2 separate regions of the Homo sapiens genome follow, and region 1 is linked to region 2. Evidence: chromatin loops called from intact Hi-C (ENCODE). Cell type or tissue: CD14-positive monocyte. All regions are shown on one strand. Each heading gives the region's core, and the rest is flanking DNA. Links, peaks and the distances in the headings are about the cores only. Region 1 overlaps RBCK1 (RANBP2-type and C3HC4-type zinc finger containing 1). Region 2 overlaps CSNK2A1 (casein kinase 2 alpha 1).

What was found. Hi-C counts contacts between places; a loop is a spot of excess contacts. Peaks named below come from ENCODE experiments on the same cell type or tissue, not always from the same donor. Only the 100,000 strongest peaks of a DNase experiment are listed, where the experiment ranks them.
Region 1: a loop joins it to region 2, with 1.8 times the contacts of the local background. A loop is called at or near these places in 23 of 110 quality-filtered maps.

The regions. Positions count from the first base shown.
Region 1 is chr20:427,528-435,527 of GRCh38, reverse strand. It overlaps RBCK1 (RANBP2-type and C3HC4-type zinc finger containing 1), which reads right to left. Exons shown (of 12, transcript NM_031229.4): 10 at 6,939-7,037; 11 at 6,434-6,577; 12 at 3,389-5,178. The coding sequence ends at 5,098. TBC1D20 (TBC1 domain family member 20) reads left to right here. Exons shown (of 8, transcript NM_144628.4): 8 at 1-48. Among named protein-coding and RNA genes, the nearest start is that of RBCK1, 23 kb to the right of the region's middle. RefSeq lists enhancers at 4,557-5,057, 5,058-5,558. In CD14-positive monocyte, for the core only: a CTCF peak has its summit at 3,951; a DNase peak (open chromatin) is centred at 3,917; H3K27ac peaks cover 496 bases.
Region 2 is chr20:473,524-483,487 of GRCh38, reverse strand. It overlaps CSNK2A1 (casein kinase 2 alpha 1), which reads left to right. Exons shown (of 14, transcript NM_177559.3): 14 at 1-9,964. Among named protein-coding and RNA genes, the nearest start is that of TBC1D20, 16 kb to the right of the region's middle. RefSeq lists a silencer at 7,084-7,288. In CD14-positive monocyte, for the core only: CTCF peaks have their summits at 4,114 and 4,326 (motif pointing right); a DNase peak (open chromatin) is centred at 4,347; H3K27ac peaks cover 454 bases.

The sequences.
Region 1 (8,000 bases), core at 1-8,000, 48 kb after region 2:
TATTTGTATCCTTTTCTAATAATGTTTGTAATAAACTGGTAAACATAAGTTTCCCTGAGTTCTGTGAGCCACTCTTGGCAAATCATGCCACCCAAAGAGGGTGGTCAGTCCAATGTTGTGGCAGAGGCGGCGGTCTTGTGGGACAGAGCCTTGAACCTGTGGATTCCATTTCCAGATACTATAGGTAGGGTGAGCACTGAATTGAATTGGAGGATACCCAGCTGATGTAGGCTGCAGAATTGCTTGCTTGCTTGGTGTCAGGGGAGAAATCCCCAACACATTTGGCCACAGATGTCTGTTGGTATTGAGAGAGCAGTGGAGGAAAACACAGTTTGAGTTCATGTTTTTTCCACTCTGGGTACTGTCACAGTCGACACAACTGGTGCGGGTCTGGGGTGCTCTTGGTGTGTTTCACACCCTGGTCTGGGGATCCTAGGAGCTGGCATTTGGTTTTGGATCCTAACCAGAGCTTGATGTGCCGCTTCTCCACATGCCCTTTCTGTCCACAGAGGAGCTGCTCAGCCTACTCTTGCCAAGCTTTCCAGTATCCTCCAGACACTGCTGGCTGCTGGGGAGCGCGCGCGCAGAGCAGTGCCCGGTGCAGGGCCTCCACCCTGGGGATGGGGCCATCGGGGAGACACTGTTGTCTGTGTTGTTTGTTTCCTTGGCTCAGAGGGGAGATGCGCAGGTTCCCGGGGCCAAGCCAGTGGCACTCAGCTCCTGCCACTGTGGGCCAGGGTCACACTGCCCTTTGATCTGACAGTCGTGGATTACGCAGGCTGCCCAGGGCACTGCGCTGCCTCTGAAAGCTCACACCAGAGCTGCACTCCAGGAGCAATCTATCCTGCAGCAAATTCAGGGCACTTTCATAGAAGGTGAGGGTGGAATGTGAAGGATGAATAGAATTATGATAATTGGAGAACTAAAGGAAGGGTATGTGTGGGATACTAAGAAATATTTGGTCTTTCTCCTGGGTTCCTAACACGGGTCTCCTACAACCCTTGGAATTTCGTGAGTGGTGAGTGTCTTTTGTTATTCATAACCCCTTTCCAGCCCATTTGAGTTCATGCTAATGAATTCGTTAGAGCAGGGCCCCTAGATTGCCTCGGGGTTGCTCCTGCACCAGAAAGACCAGGTGATTCGAGGGCGGAAACTTTCAATCCCAAGCAGTGACTCCTGGGAGTTGGAGTGACAGAGGTGGAGCACTTTACAAACTTGAGATTCAGGGCTGGGCGCGGTGGCTCACGCCTATAATTCCAGCACTTTGGGAGGCCGAGGCAGGTGGATCACCTGAGGTCAGGAGTTCGAGACCAGCCTGGCCAACATGGTGAAACCCCGTCTCTACTAAAATACAAAAATTAGCCGGGCATGATGGCGGGTGCCTGTAATCCCAGCTACTCGGGAGGCTGAGGCAGGAGAATTACTTGAACTTGGGAGGCGGAGGTTGCAGTGAGCCAAGACTGCACCCCTGCACTCCAGCCTGGGCAACAGAGCAAAACTCCGTCTCAAAAAAAAAACAAAAAAAACCCCAAAACTTGAGATTGCAGTGGCTGCCAGTCGCTCCCATCCCTAACCCTGTTCATCTCAAGCGTGGCTGTTCCTGCCCACACTGCATCCTTGAGGACACCACACCAGGAAGCGTCAGGGCAGGGTGATCTTCAGTTCTGAGTCACTCAGGCAAATTATTGAACCTGAGGGGGTGGAGTCATGGGAACCCCTGAATGTGTAGTTGGCCAGGAAGTGTGGGTAGCCCAGGAAGTGTGGGTAGCCCAGGAAGTGTGGGTAGCCTGGGCACCCCATCTGTGACTCCATCGGAAGTGTGGGACTGAGCCCTTTAATCTGTGGAACCTGACACTAGCCCCAGTTGGTGTCAGAGAGCTGGAAAAGTGGTGTCAGACAACACCACACAGTATGCAAGGCTGAGGGGAAACGCCAGTGTAAAAATAACACGTAACAAGTGTAGGTGGTTTGGGGCCAACAAAGCCCGGGAGGGCTCGGGTTTAGGGTCTGTGGAGCACTGGGGCCGGGCAGGATGGCTGTAGTGCTGTGGAGAGTTGAGGCTGCCTTAGGGATGATTTGGGGGTGAAGATAGGCCTTGACCTGAGCTGGGTTTGGAGGGAGAATTATTAGTGGCCTGATGGGGTCTTAGACTGAGGGTCGAGTGTGTTCCTTCCTTCCTGGCTGGGTGAGCATCTAAGTCACTGCCTCTCGGAGGCTCACGTCCATAACAGTAAAGCAGGGATGGTCTTGGCCCTCCTGGAGGGCTTCCTGCAAGGGTGTTGGTGAAATGTGTTTCTATTTGTGAAGCTGTGCTAGTGCTGTTGCCATTTTCATGAGCAGTTACCAATCAACAAACACTTGTAGCCAGCCCTGCACCGGGCCCACGATCACCCAGGGATGAAGTGGTGACCGAAAGCAGGAACAGGCCGGAGCCTTCACCAGCTAAGAGGTGAGACCCTCAGCTGGGGCTGAGACCCAGCCTGGCTGTATCTTCCTCCCCCTGCCACTGTCCCCTCTGGTGTTCTGCTGGTGGCCCCTGCTGCCAATTCCTGCTCCTCACGAGGGCCCCTGCTCCCTGGTCTTTTCTCCAGACTTCCTCATGGTTGGCACTTGGGATCACCAGGCTGCGGGCTCACCTTCAGCTGCCTGCATTTGAGCAGATTCCATGCCAGCCCCAAGCACTAGAGGAAGACACCAGTGAGCGCCGGCATAGGCCGACGGGCTACCCTCCGTGGCAGCTGCTCTTTATCTGAGCAATGGGCTTCCACTCACCTTCCCCTGCCCCTGTCCTGCCCCTGAGGAGAGAATGATGATCATTGTGTCACTCAAGTACCTTTGGGACCTCTTGCTGCTTCCTCTCGATGGTTTGAGTCCAAAGCCCTGGGGTTTGGTTTTCGTTCGGCCCTGGAGAGTTGGTGCTGGCCTCTCAAGTTCTGGGCCCCTGGCATGGGTGAGCCTTGGGAGGTGGAGGCACCTCCACCTGACCCTGCAGTAGAGGGTGCCCTGGGCCTGCTCGTCTTAAGACCTTTCACTTGCAGGTGCAAGGCGGGTGGAGCTGAGGCAGGAACCGGGGTTGGCCCTACACAGCTCCCTGCTCCTCCGCACCACTGCAGCATGGATGGGGCAGGCCGAGCAAAGCCACAGCCAGCACAGCCCTCTCTGCTGGTCTCGCCCTCACCTGTGATACGCCGCGCGTAGAGCCCCACTTCATCTTCCTCTTACGAGAAAAAGGATGGTGCAAGGGCACTGGAAAGGCCTCGGCGTGAGTCCTGGGGTGGTGAGGACTGTGGCAAACTGGAGGGTGTACACCCCATGAAGAGATTTGACATCTCTGTGACTCCATTCCCCCCAGGTAGAAGTGAGGACCTGGCATTACCAAGCTTTGACATTTTCAAGAGAAGCAGGGCATCTAGATTTTAATGTGGTAAACGATGTTGCCAATTTAAAAAGATGGGCAACCGATTTAAATTTCTAAAACAACACTGGGTGGACTGGTTACAGCCTGTGGTACCACAAGAGAACAATCTCTGCTTTTGTCTCATGCCCAGGCTCCTGAGAGACACCAGGCCAGGCCCTGGCAAGAGAGGGGAGAGTGGGTATGAGACAGCGTCTGCCTGAGCTGGTCCCATCCACACGCCTGCAGCCTGGCTCTCCTCTGCTTTTTCTGTTTCCTCCCAGTCAGTGGTTCTGCCTGGGCCTTTCTGCCTCCAGGGCCGGGGAGGCTGCCTGAGTGTGCCCCTCATCCTCTGCGACGGTTGACTGCCCTGAGCCAATGCAGGCAGTGCCGAAGGACCCAGTCCACTCACACATTCTCAGACAGCTCTGCGCACAGTGACTGGGGCCAGCTCTTGAGTCCTGGCATCCAACGGCAGGTGGCAGTGCCTTTCCAGTTGCTAGAACAGGCCCTTCCCCACAAAATCACAGGCCTTCAGCAGCAGAGGCGCCCTCTGCCTGCTATGATGATGGTCACGTCACAGCGTGGACAATGTGTTGGGCATCAAATACCAGATCTCAAAAGGGGAAGGAGGGTGGGTCACAGAGCGGAGGAAAGACTTAGAGAATGAACATCCCAGGACCCTGTCTTAGTAACCTCCGACCAGCACAGAGTGGGTTCTAGTAAATACTGCTGAATCGATACTGTGCCATCTTGCTTGAGACGAGAAAATAGGATGGACAACCCCACCCCTCAACTGCAGCAGCTTCGTTCCTTCTTGAACTATCTACCTGCCAACCCTAGATGCCTGCTGAGAGGTCAAAAGGGAGCAGGAGTGGCAAGACTTCCCCTCCCGCCCCTAAGCCCATCCTTCTCTGCAGACTTGACACACTGCACACTCCACCTGTCCTGGCTGACGGTGACCCAAGAGCATCCTTGCCCCTGAGGCTGGGCATGGGGTCCACATCTGGTAGAAAGGTCCCAGTGCTCAGTCACAGCCTCATTCTACCACAGATGGACTGACAAGTCAACTTTCTGATGCAGTTCCCAGAGACCTCAGGATCCTGCCTGTGTGTAGAGTCCCAGGCCAGGACATTCATTTCCTCTCAAGGACATCACACTCATCCCTTCCCGGAAAACCATTTTAATTATAATAGCTTACACAGGCTGCAGAGAGGGAGACGCAGAGCCGGACCTGACGGGCTGTGCTTTCAAAACTGTGCAGTCTCCTTCCTGGCTCTGAACAGGTTAGCAAGAGTTCCAAGAGGCCTCAGGCCTCCAACCACAAAGGCAGAGAAGTTAGCCCCAGAAAGCTGACAGCTGAAGGCGGGGAGGCTGAGAGTGCTTGGTGTTTGACAGATGAGTGTTGTGGTGGGAGGAGTATGGAGTCACACAGAGGCTCCACCCAGCAAGGCCTCTGGCCAGGGGCTATGTTTAAGGCTGGGGTCAGGCAGAGGTGGGAGCCGCAGGGGAGAGAAGTCTGGCCGGCAAGCCCCAAGGGAAGGACAAAGGCACTGGGGCAGATGTGACCGTGGACAACCGCAGTGCAGGCAGGGCCCCTACAACGCTACAGCAAGCAAGGCCGTCCACGAAGCTCCCTGAGCTACATTCTAACAGAATGTGGATGTGGGGCTGGGTCAGCATGTGGCCCCACCATCTTTAGCTCAGTGGCAGTTCTGACAGCTTGGGTGGCAAGGAATCCCATTTACCCTGCAGCGGCAGCCCCCGCTGGTGTCTCCTGGGCCCTAGAGGATGGGAGGAAGAGAAGAGAATGTCAGCGCAGTGCAGAGACTGCCCCCACAGCCGAGCGCTCTCCCACCCCGGGCCTTTGCCTCTGCAGGTCCTCCTGCAAGAATGGCCTGGTCAGCCTCAGCTACCTGATGGAGAGTCACTGAGGCCTTTTCTGGGCTCCCACAGCACTCAGTCTACCCACGCCTAGATCCGGGAACAGGCCAGGGAGAGGATCTGACCACTCTGCATATTCTAGACATGTCAGCATGCGAGAGGGCAGTTTCCTCTGCCTCCACCTGTCTGAAAGTCTACCTGAACGTAGCAACAGGCCCCCAATTCCAGAGCACACCCCTAATAACGACAGCTACCATCTGCAAGGGTGCTCACCAAGTGACAGGCTCTCTAAGCACTTCTCTTGCAATTTTTCCACTTGATTCTGACAACAAGCCTGAGATAAGCCCAGCTATCATCTCCATTTCACAGAGGAAATGGGGCTGACAGAGGTGAGTGGCAGGCAGCCTAATCACACAGTCAGTATGTGCCAGAGCCAGGGGCCAATCCACCTCTGACTCCAGATCGAACCTTTACTTGCTGTCCTCTAGGGCAGGAGTGGGCAAACCTTTTCTGCAAAGGGCCAGTCATTTTGGGCCGGGCAGCCATACGGCCTCTGCCTCTGTAGTGTAAAAGCAACCACAGCCAACATGTGAATGAATGAACACGGCTGTGCTCCAAAGCACTTTACCTACGGACACTGAAACGTGGATTTCATGTAATTTTCACGTCACAAAATAGTCATCTTCTGGTATTTTTTCAACCATTTAAAGATGTAAAGAACATTCTTGCGGCCCGGTGGCTCACGCCTGTAATCCTAGCACTTTGGGAGGCCGAGGCAGGTGGATCACCTGCGGTCGGGAATTTGAGACCAGTCTGACCAACATGGAGAAACCCCGTCTCTCCTAAAAATACAAAACTAGCCGGGCGTGGTGGCGCATGCCTGTAATCCCAGCTACTTGGGAGGCTGAGGCAGGAGAATTGCTTGAACCCGGAAGGCAGAGGTTGCAGTGAGCTGAGATTGTGCTATTGCACTCCAGCCTGGGCAACAAGAGTGAAACTCCGTTTCAAAAAAAAAAAAAAAAATTCTTACCTCGGGAGCTGTACAAATTCAGGTGCTGGGTTGGATATGGCCCATGGGCTGTAGTTTTCCCAGCCCTCCTCTAAGGCAAAGCCCACAAGGGCACCCTCTCCACACCACCACGAGCAAAGACTCACCCCAGGGCCCCAGCGTGGGCCCTTGGTGACCCAGCAGATCTCGGTGTGGCAGACGGTGCAGCGGATCCAGTCGCAGCCGTCCTTCTTCTGTACCACGATCTGGCACTGGGGGCAGCGCATGGCCTCGCCCTGCTGCAGCATCACCTGGAGTGGGGCAGGTGCTGGCCCTGGGGCGGGGCTGGGGCAGTCACCCAGCCTGGCCCCTCCCCATGGCAGGGAGAAGGTGGTGACCCTCTAGAGCTGTGGAGTCTCTCCTGTGTGGCTCTGCCAGGCCAGGCTCCATCCAGCAACCCCCTCTTCATTCCTGTGGTCTCCACCCTCCACCCAGACGCTCTTCCTGACATGACCATTCGGCCTAAGTCCCACCTCCGGATGGGAGTGACAGCCAGAAGGGAGGTCAGAGCCTCCAGGGATGTGTGAGCACAGCCCTTACTGGGAAGCCCCCAGCCCCCACCTGGATCCCAGAACTTAAAATCCCTAGGCCTCGGCCCTGTCCCAGCCTCACCTTCAGCATCTCTGTCGTCTGCCGGGCAGCCACATCGTTCTGAGCCCGCAGGGCCAGGTCCTCCTGATACTCCTTGCAGTTCATCTGCTCATGGATGGCCTGTAGCGGGTGAGGGACTCAAGGTAAGAAGGTTCCTCAGGGGGTTAAGAAGCTGGGAGAGGTGAGGTGCAGGGCAGGAGTCCACAAAGGCACTTAATGCCTCTAGGTGTAGTCACTGGCAGGACCTCACTTTGTAATGCATAAGCCATTTTACAGAAGAGGATATTGGCGCCAGGGAGGTGAAGTCAAGGTCATCACATATGCTAACAGCAAAATATACCTCAGCCTCCTGAGTAGCTGGGACCACTGACATGTGCTGCCACACCCAGCTTATTTAAGTTCTGATGGGCACAGAAATCCCTTATACCCCTAGGGTGAGACCCTGCATCCCTAACAAGGGCCTGCCCGGGGTTACAGGCCCAATGACCCCAGACTGAGCTTGCTCAGGCTGAGTCTGAGACCAGGCTCCAGACCTGTTTACCGGCTCCTCACCTTCAACTTTTGAGATGAAGCGGCGGGGACAGGCCTGGGGGAAGGATCAGGTAGGGCTGTCTAGGTTTGGGGTCAGCACTCAGTTGAGGACACGGGTGGAGACGTGGTATAGGGCCAGGGTCAGGCCTTAGTCTGTCACAGATTCAGTCAGAAGCCAGGGTCAGAGCTCGGTTCAGGGTCTGAGCTGAATATGGGACCACCTTAAGTGACAAGTGCAGGGTCAGGTTTGGTCAGAGGCCAAGTCTATGGACTTGGATGGGATCAGGGCTCAATGTGGGACTGGGATTCAGTCTGTGACTGGGGTCAGACTGGCCCAGGGTCGGGGCTCCATTGTGAACCAGGGCTGCCTAGGTTTGAGGCTCCATCTGGGGCTGGGGCTGGGACTCCGTCTGTGGGGCCAGGGCTCAGTTCAGGCTCAAGCCACACTCTCCCACTGACATGTAGCTCTAAGTCATGACCAGCAGGCCAGTGTCACAGCTCCCTTCCCAGGAGAACACGCACTGCAGTGTGGTGAGCTCCAGGCAAGATGAC
Region 2 (9,964 bases), core at 204-8,203:
GGAAGGAAAGAAGGAAGGGAGGACCCAATCTATAGGAGCAGTGGACTGCTTGCTGGTCGCTTACATCACTTTACTCCATAAGCGCTTCAGTGGGGTTATCCTAGTGGCTCTTGTGGAAGTGTGTCTTAGTTACATCAAGATGTTGAAAATCTACCCAAAATGCAGACAGATACTAAAAACTTCTGTTCAGTAAGAATCATGTCTTACTGATCTAACCCTAAATCCAACTCATTTATACTTTTATTTTTAGTTCAGTTTAAAATGTTGATACCTTCCCTCCCAGGCTCCTTACCTTGGTCTTTTCCCTGTTCATCTCCCAACATGCTGTGCTCCATAGCTGGTAGGAGAGGGAAGGCAAAATCTTTCTTAGTTTTCTTTGTCTTGGCCATTTTGAATTCATTTAGTTACTGGGCATAACTTACTGCTTTTTACAAAAGAAACAAACATTGTCTGTACAGGTTTCATGCTAGAGCTAATGGGAGATGTGGCCACACTGACTTCCATTTTAAGCTTTCTACCTTCTTTTCCTCCGACCGTCCCCTTCCCTCACATGCCATCCAGTGAGAAGACCTGCTCCTCAGTCTTGTAAATGTATCTTGAGAGGTAGGAGCAGAGCCACTATCTCCATTGAAGCTGAAATGGTAGACCTGTAATTGTGGGAAAACTATAAACTCTCTTGTTACAGCCCCGCCACCCCTTGCTGTGTGTATATATATAATACTTTGTCCTTCATATGTGAAAGATCCAGTGTTGGAATTCTTTGGTGTAAATAAACGTTTGGTTTTATTTATCAAGGTTAGATTTAAGTTCCCTGTGTAAAGGTCTTGCTGGGTGGGTGTCTCATGTTCACATCTGAGGGGCCTGCAGCCCTGTACCGTGGAGGCTTCCCAAGGCCCCCATTTTATACACCCCTCGTTCGACCCATGGTACCGGGCAGAGCAGAGAGGCCTTAAAAAAAAAGCACCACAAGCCAAAGCGTCTCTGGGGATTAAGGATCCTTTGCCATAAAACTCATTTTGTGTCTCAGCAGTGCAGGGATTGGGGATGGAAAAAGTCGCCAGTTTTTGTGTGTTTGTGTGTGTGTGTAAAGTGGACTTTCCACTGTAATCCAACCACCTAAGTTTATCAGGTGCTTCACTGAGGAAGCCTAGTTTTTTAAGCACAATAGCAAAACCATCAGCTCTGTATTTTCTCCTGTTATTTCATTACAGTAGCTGCTTGTGGGAACTAGGAAAAATTCTTCCAACATATTTTAAGGCCTAAAATCTTAGTTCCCCATTCTCCTACCTTATAGATTCACAGGCCTTTCTCGCCTAGGCATCATAGATAAACGTAATTGTTTGGGGAGTTGAATTTAATGAACTTATCTAACTTTGTAACCCATCTTGGCTTTAGTAACTTTATCAAGGTGGTGGCTTTAGTGAATATAATGGTAAACTTTAGAGGACGCTAAAGCCTCCTTTTATAGCGCTTCTCAACGGTAGGGAGAGCTGAAGGGAAAACATTCTGACTGTGTGGCAGGGTGATTTTCTTCCTTATGACCACTTACAGTGGATATTTATTGTACTTGACCCTTTTATGCCCTAGAATGCTGTGAGGGTTACCATGTTGAATTTGTGCAGAAGCTAAAAGCACCAGATGTGCCAGAGATGCAATTTGTGATTATGTTTGCACTGGATTGTGATTTGAACAGGACACTTATAACTAATGAGTTCTTTCTTTTGAGGTGGGGAGAGGGTTGTAAATCAAGACTTCATACCCTATCCTTGTAGCTCGGAAATTGAGGTGTAGCTTAGGCTGATGCGGAGAGCTGCAGACAGCTGGACCTCCTTACACCCATCAGACCTTGGAATAAACCGAAGGTGAATGCAGAGGACTCTGAGGTGCCACCCAAGAGCCTTTTAAAATAAATAGAAGTTTTTAAAAATGCTACTTAAGAGTCACTGCAGAAGCATGGAGAGAGAGAAAAAAAAAAAAGACCCAATTGGGTGGGGGGTGGGGGGGAGGCAAGGGTTTACAGAGTAACAACTTACGTGTTGTTGTAAATTACCTCATCTGTATACCTTGTATTGGGACACTATTTCTCAGCACTACCTGTGTCTGCATTGCTTAGATGGCAGGAAATGGAATGGCCAACATGAAAGGTTATGTTGGCAATTACTCTGAAAGATTTTTTAAAGTATTTTTAAACTTTGTTTGAAGTGGTCCCTCCCCTCTTCCTCTGCTTTTTTTTAAGTTTGAAGCCAGAAGGCCCTCCCCACCTTGCTTTATTGGTTGTAATTGTATTGTAATTGGTATGACTAAACCATAACTGTGCTGGGAAGAAGTTGTGCCATGAAGGTCTTTAATTTTTTTTAATAAAAACATTTAAATAAATGAAATGTCCCTGCAGCCTGAGCAATATGCTTCTCCAACCGACACCGTGTGTGATAGATGGCTCCGTTTTCACGTTTTGAATTCTGTTTCTTGTACTTGAAATGCCTGTCCAGCTTACATAAGATAGATTAAATTGTTAGAGTGGGACTGTCAGAGGAATATATCTTGTAAAGTAGATCCTCAGGGTATGGCTAATTACTATAGTCCTAAAGTAGCAGAGAAAATTAGAGATTGGTTGACAGATTTGGGAATTTTAATTTCTTCTTAGTTTTTAACTTTCATCTTTGCTTCACCTTTTGACAAGTATGGTTATAATTAGAATTGACCATTTAAGCATCTCTTGAAAAACCTGATTTTGTCCCACCAGCAAATTCTCTCCCAAGACTGGAATTGGGTTTGCATAGTAGAGAGCCTGTCTTCCCAGGGCCTTTTCCTAGTTAAAGAAACACTTAACTAAAAAGGCTGTGTGGTAAGGTCATGCTCAGTTCCTTCCTCAAAAAATGAGTCTAAAATTGGTTTATCCTGAATCCGACTTCCCCCACTGTCATCACTTACCCTTGCCCTTCTTTTTCCTCAGAACACCTGAACTTTTGTTGTATTATTTTGTATCTCCCCACTTGCATGTAAACTCCCTGGTGACCTTGCATGTCTTATGCAATCCTCATTAAAACCTTTTGTTTTTTTTTTTAAGTGGGTTCGTTTTCCCTCAGGATCGAAGAGTATTGAATGGAATGGCACGAGGAAAATATTTAACACCCTACTTGGCTTGTAATAATAGGTGCTTAATAAATTGTAGTTCCACTCTCCACTCCATTGCCCCCTTTCTCTCCCTACACACACACACCCACCCACCCACACACACACACACACACACACAAAGTAAATGGAAGTATTGTTGCATAAAGAGCATCTCAAAATCCTAAGAACTTTGCCCTTGAGTTTGCAGCTATAATTACAAGCCACAGGCCAGACTGAACTAACATGACAAGTAACTTTATTTAATGAGACCCTGATAAATAGGTATCTGAAGACTAAGGAATGATCCTGGCCAATTTAGTAGACTTAGATGCTGCAGTCTCCCTGCTTTTCCCCTGCTGTATTACCTGTGTGTAATATAGGTTGAATATCCCCTATCCAAAATGGTTGGGACCAGAAGTGTTTTGAATTTTTTTGGATTTTTGGAATATTTGCGGAATACATACCAGTTCAATATTCCTAATCTGAAATTTGAAATATTCCAAATAGCATTTACTTTAGGCATCATGTTGATGCTTAAAAAATTTCAGATTTTTGAGGATTTTGTATTTTCAAATTAGAAATGCTCAACGTGTAATACGAAATTCAGACTATTCTCCAAGTAAAACATATGTAGATGGTGTCACAAGATGTTCTGGACTCAATCCTATGTAAATAAGTACTTCCTAGACTTTATAGCTCTCCTTTGATTCTGTGCTAAATTTAACCATTAGAGAAGCAATGTAATGTTACTGCAAGTGGTCTACCTCTAACAGAGTTCTGTCTGGCAGTGTGATTTTTTTGATCAGTTAACCTCTCTGAATCTTTTCTTCACAGGTGATTTAAATTGTTATTGTAAAACATTTTAGGCATGTACCAAATTATAAAGAAAGCTGTAACACATCCATAATCCTACCACCCAAGTTGAATTTCCATTGCCAATACAGACCAAGCCCCCTTTTTGCCCTTTTTTGGTGATACCCTCTTCTTCCTCCCTTCCCCAGAGGTCCCAATATTTCCTATCTGTTAAATTGGGGTATAAGTACTGATTTCATAGAGCGGTTGTTCAGATTCTATGACAGATGCCTGGTATATGGTAGAGTTACACCAAATGTTGGTTTCTCTTCTAAATTGTACAGTTGTGCAGACTATGTACAGTAAAAGGATGCTACATTATAGGGAGGCCATAGATGTTTGCATTTGGAAAATTTCTGACTCTTTTCCAGCAGGTGGCAGTAAAGTGTCTTTACTAGAAGAAAAAATATCCAAGCATTAAACATGACAGGTTTTCAACGGGTACAAGTCAAGTTTCTGATTGAATGAAGGCCAGCATTGCCTTGTTCCCACTCCCTCTATGGAAAGCCAGATATTTTGCACTGTAGCAAATTACAAACTGGATTTGTCTCCCTGTCGCTCTACTCACTAGAAGTTTTTTGTTTGTTTTGTTTTTTGATACGGGTCTTGCTCTGTTACCCAGGCTAGAGTGCAGTAGCGCCATCACAGCTCACTGCAGCCTCAACCTCCCAGGCTCAGGTGATCCTCCCAACTCAGCCTTCCAGGGACTACAGGCACGAGCCATCATGCTTGGCTAATTTTTTTTTTTTTTTTTTTGGTAGAGATGAAGTTTTGCCGTGTTGCCCAGGCTGGTCTTGAACTCCTGAGCTCAACAGTCTACCCGCCTTGGCCTCCCAAAGTGCTGAGATTAGAGGCATGAGCCACCACACCTGGCCCACTAGGGATTCTTATTGGCCTCAATGTGAGAAGCCCTTCCCCAGGTACCTCCAGATGGAAGCTTACAGGATGGTCAGTCCATTTCTTAGAGAAGTTCCTGGGGGGATTGAGTATTTCTGAGTCAGCTTCACTCTTGCATCATCTGCTTTGACAGTTTTCTTGGCTCCTGTAATGAGAAAAAGGGAAAAAAATGCTGCAGCAGCTGGGGCTGGCTTCCTGATCCCACCCTGGGAATCAGAGTCTCAGCTATTGATAAACATTTCTAGCCATACCTAGAAGGAGAGGACCTTGCTTCTGTGTGTTGAACAGTTCCAAGAACTCCATGGTGAACTTCCTATGAAGAACCCTCCATAACCCTCAACCCTTCAAACCTGACGGTATACCTCATTTTGTTCTCCCGTCTCTGGCATTCCTCACCCACCCACGCTGACTGGTCTTTCCAAAGTTCATTTCTGTAATATAGGATGTCTTTGGTTTCAACAAACATTTGTAAGTGCCCCTGAGCCTGGTCTTTGCTATACACTGGGGATTGAGAGGTGAGACACAAGCCCATGGGGAAATGTATGTTAATTAGAAAAGTGAAAAAATTGTGTATATGGGATAATTCCAACTGTTTTAAAAAAAAAATCCTAGGAAAAATGCAAATGCCTATTTCAGAGAAAGAAATGGAAATCCCAAGGTGGCAAAAAGGAAGGCAGAATTCATCCTGAATGTAACTGGGGTTTTTTTGTTTTGTTTTGTTTTGTTTGTTTGTTTTGTTTTTGAGACAGGCATGGGATTACATGCACCACCACGCCCAGCTAATTTTGTATTTTTAGTAGAGACGGGGTTTCTCCATGTTGGTCAGGCTGGTCTCGAACTCCCGACCTCAGGTGATCCGCCCGCCCAAGCCTCCCAAAGTGGTGGGATTACAGGCGTGAGCCACTGCGCCCAGCCTAAGTGGGTATTAAAGTCAGTGCTTCCAAGACACTGGGTCTGGGTATAGGTGGGCCTCAGGCTATGGACTAGGGTTTGAATGCCCCCAGGGAGATAGGACACAGACTCCCGGGCTTTCTAAGATAGAAACTGAAACAATGCTGTGGCACTTGGAAAGGCTACAGGGGCAGGATTGAGGTGGTGGGGGTGGTAAAAACTAGAAGAATACTAGCTGTTGTTGCCTCTGGGTGATGAGGTTAAGATACCACGGAAGGCCCACACACCTGTGGTTGGAACACTTTGGGAGCCGGGAGTCCCAGACCAGCCTGGACAACATGGCGAAAACCCACCTCTACAAAAAATAGATTAGCTGAGTGTGGTGGTGTGCGCCTGTGTCCTAGCTACTGGGGAGGCCAAAGGACGAGAATTAATTGCCTGAGCCCAAGAAGTCAAGGCTGCAGTGAGGTGTGATTGTGCCACAGTACTCAAGCCCAAGTGACAGAGCAAGACCCTGTCTAAAAAGATTTTTTTAAAGTCACAGAAGCTGGGCGTGGTGGCTCATGCCTGTAATCTCAGCTCTTTGGGAGGCTGAGGCAGGAGGATTGCTTGAGGCCACGAGTTGGAGACCAGCCTGGGCAACATAGGGAGACCCTGTCTCTACCAAAATTAAAAATTAGCTGGATGTGGTGGCACATGCCTGTAGTGCTAGCTACTCTGGAGGCTGAGGCAGGAGGATCACTTGAGCCCAGGGGTTCAAGGCTGCAGTGAGCTATGATAGTGCCACTGCACCCCAGACTGAGCAACAGAGTGAGACCCTGTCTGTAAAAGAAGTTGTTATTAATTGAAAAAAAGATTTAACAGGCTGGGTGCAGTGGCTCACACCTGTAATCTCAGCACTTTGAGAGGTGGAGGCGGGCGACTCACTTGAGCTCAGGAATTCAAGGCCGGTCTGGGAAACATGATGAAACCCTCTCTACAAAAAATACACAGATTAGCTGGGCATGGTGGTGCATGCCTGTAGTCCCAGCTACTTGGGAGGCTGAGATGGAGGAATCAATTGAGCCCAGGAGGTTGAGGCTGCAGTGAGCCATGATTTCACCACTGCACTCCAGCCTGTGCAACATAGGGAGACCCCGCCTCCAAAAAAAAAAGTAACAGAAAAACTCACTAGGTGCCGGGCATGGTGGCTCACGCCTGTAATCCAACACTTTGGGAGACCAAGGCGAGTGGATCACCTGAGGTCAGGAGTTTGAAACCAGACTGAACAACATGGTGACACCCTGTTTCTACTAAAAAATACAAAAATTAGCTGGGCTTGGTGACGTGTGCCTGCAGTCCCAGCTACTTGGGAGGCTGAGGCAGGAGAATTGCTTGAGCCTGGGAGGTGGCGGTTACAGTGAGCTGAGATCACGTCAGTGTACTCCAGCCTGGGTGACAGAGCCAGACTCCATCTAAAAGTAAAAAAGAAAAACTCACTAGGAAGGAATCTTGAAGTCTTGGAGAAGAGAGAATGGTCCATGAGGCCTCAGAGGAGGGGCTGCCTGAACTGGCGAGGGAGAGGCCCAGCCTAACAAGTTTCAGCTGCCAAGGCCCATGCCTGGGATCAGAACCCTGTCTCCTGGCTCAATTTTGCTTGTGGGGCTGCTTTTGCACAGCTATGTTGCCAGGAATCTGTCCAGGTTCCTAGCCAGTCATTGCAGACAAATTTTTTCTTTCTTTTGCTTTTGTTCTCTGTCTAGTCTTAGTCTCACAAATTTCTAAGGCAACTGTATGTAGTTCAGCTGATCTAGATCAAGTTCAGCCCAAGCAGCTGTTTTTCAGGTTGTGGGTCGGCTGGGCTGGACACCTCCATGTGAATTGGATTCAGGTTTGCCCAATGTGGCAGAAGTTGCAGCAGCTACTCAGGGCGTGCTCTTCTCATGAATCACAGAAACTTAGAAGAGACCAAATGGAATCACACAAGCACATTTCAAGCCTCTGCTGTGTCACAAGCACCATCATCCCATTGGCGAAAGCAAATCACATAGCCAAGCCCAACATCAGTGCAGTAGGGAAGCATAGAGCCTGTGTTGGGAAAACTTTATGAGGTTATATGGCAAAGGGTGTGTATGTTTAGTCTTATTACAGGGGAATGAAGAAACAAACCAATAATGCAATCAGCCATACTATTCATATATATCAGTAGGAACAGAAGGCAACCACATATAACATCTATGTATATATATATGTGTGTGTGGAAAGGATTACACCAACTTTTTTTTTTTTTTTTTGAGTCAGAGTCTTAACTCTGTCACCCAGGCTGGAGTGCGGTGGCATGATCTCAGCCCACTGCAACCTCCACCTCCCAGGTTCAAGCGATTCTCCTGCCTCAGCCTCCCAAGTAGTTGGGATTATAGGCACATGCCACCACACCCAGATAGTTTTTGTATTTTTACAAAACAACAGGGTTTCACCATGTTGGCCAGGCTGGTCTGGAACTCCTGACATCAAGTAATCTGCCTGCCTCGGCCTCCAAAAGTGCTGAGATTATAGGCGTGAGCCACCGTGCCCGGCTGAGAATACTTGTTTACTTGTTTTCAAGCAACAAAAATTGAGAATCAGTCTTTGAGACTCCATGGCCAGAAACAACACAACATTCCACTATACACAGGGTGCTTCTGGGGGTCCTCGGTGTTGTGTTTATTGGGGTGGTACCTAAATGTTGTATTTGCTCTATAATTATTTGTTAAACTCTCCATTTACGTTTGGGGCACTTCTCAGTATATTTGCTAGAGTTCAAATGTTTAAAAGTTTACAAAATGAAAACTGAGCAGAGTAAGACAAGCCAAAAAAGTATTAACTCAGCAGGAATGGGAAAAGTTATGAAAGGAGGGAAAACTAAATATCATACTGCTGGTTCAGCTGTGATTAGAATTTACGTAGTCATAATGGAAACACTGAATACTGGTCTAACCAGGATTACAGTATGATGACAATGGAAAGAGGAGTGATGGGAAATGCTGGCATGTGTGGTGGTGTTGGTAACAGGACAAGCGGTCTAAGCTCTAAACTCTCATCATTTATAAGGGGAACTAATGCCTAAAACTGAAAAATCAAACAGTTGCATGTTATTTTGAGATTTTTTAAATTATTGTTAAGATAGTAGCAGTATTTACTTTTAAAACTATATTTATGTATTACTCTGGTGAAAAAGCAACTACTTTTAATAAATGGATATTTATCTTGAATGCATCCACTTCCTCCCATTCCCGTTGCCAAATTCCTCATCCCAGCCACCATCCTCTCTTGCTTGGAGTATCATAGCAGATAACTGGTCTTGATGCCTTCCCATCTCGTCTCAATTCCTGATTCATCTGACACCTGCAACCAAAGATCTTTCAAAAATAAATATTCTAGTCCAGGCACAGTGACTCATATCTATAACCCCAGCATTTTGGGAGGCCAAGGCCCGATGATCACTTGAGGCCTGGGTAACACAGCGAGTCCTCTGTTCTACAAAAAATGAAAACATTAACTAGTGTGGTGGTGTGTGACTATAGTGCTAGCTACTGGGGAGGCTGGGTGGGAGGATACGTTGAGCCCAGGAGTTGGAGGCTGCAGTGAGCTATGATCACATTGCTCTCAGTGAGACCTGGCTGACAGAGTGAGAACCTCTCTCTTAAAAATAATAAATAAATTTTATCTCAGTCCCTTGCTTAAAAGCCTTTCAAAGACTAGATCACTTGCAATGTTGTTGTCTCCTCCCAAGGGAGTCATTCCTCCCTTCCTCTTTGTTGACAGAGCCCCAGTTTGAGGGACAGCGGGATATCCACCATGCTGCTGTGAGACTCGGGCAGTTGTGACTGGTTTAGAAGTGGATACACAGGGAGAGGTCTTCTGGAAAAGGTCTTCTGGAGAGCTGAGATCAGAAGACAATCAACTGGCTTCAAATCTAAGGAGAGACAGGCACAAAATGGAAGAGATGACATGGGCACTGGTTACCTGGTAAACACAAGTGGACACTGGTGAGGGACTGGGTCATGGAGACTGCAGTAGTCTTTACCCTTTTCAGCGTTTTTCACCATGAACCCCACTGGGAGCACACAGAAGATTGGAGAAAGTTTTAATAAAATGTCTCAAGATCTGGAAGAAGACAATGGCAGCTACTGTGAAAGGATCACAGTGCTCCACCCAGACCCTTCCCTGTATCCCCTACCGGACAAAAGCC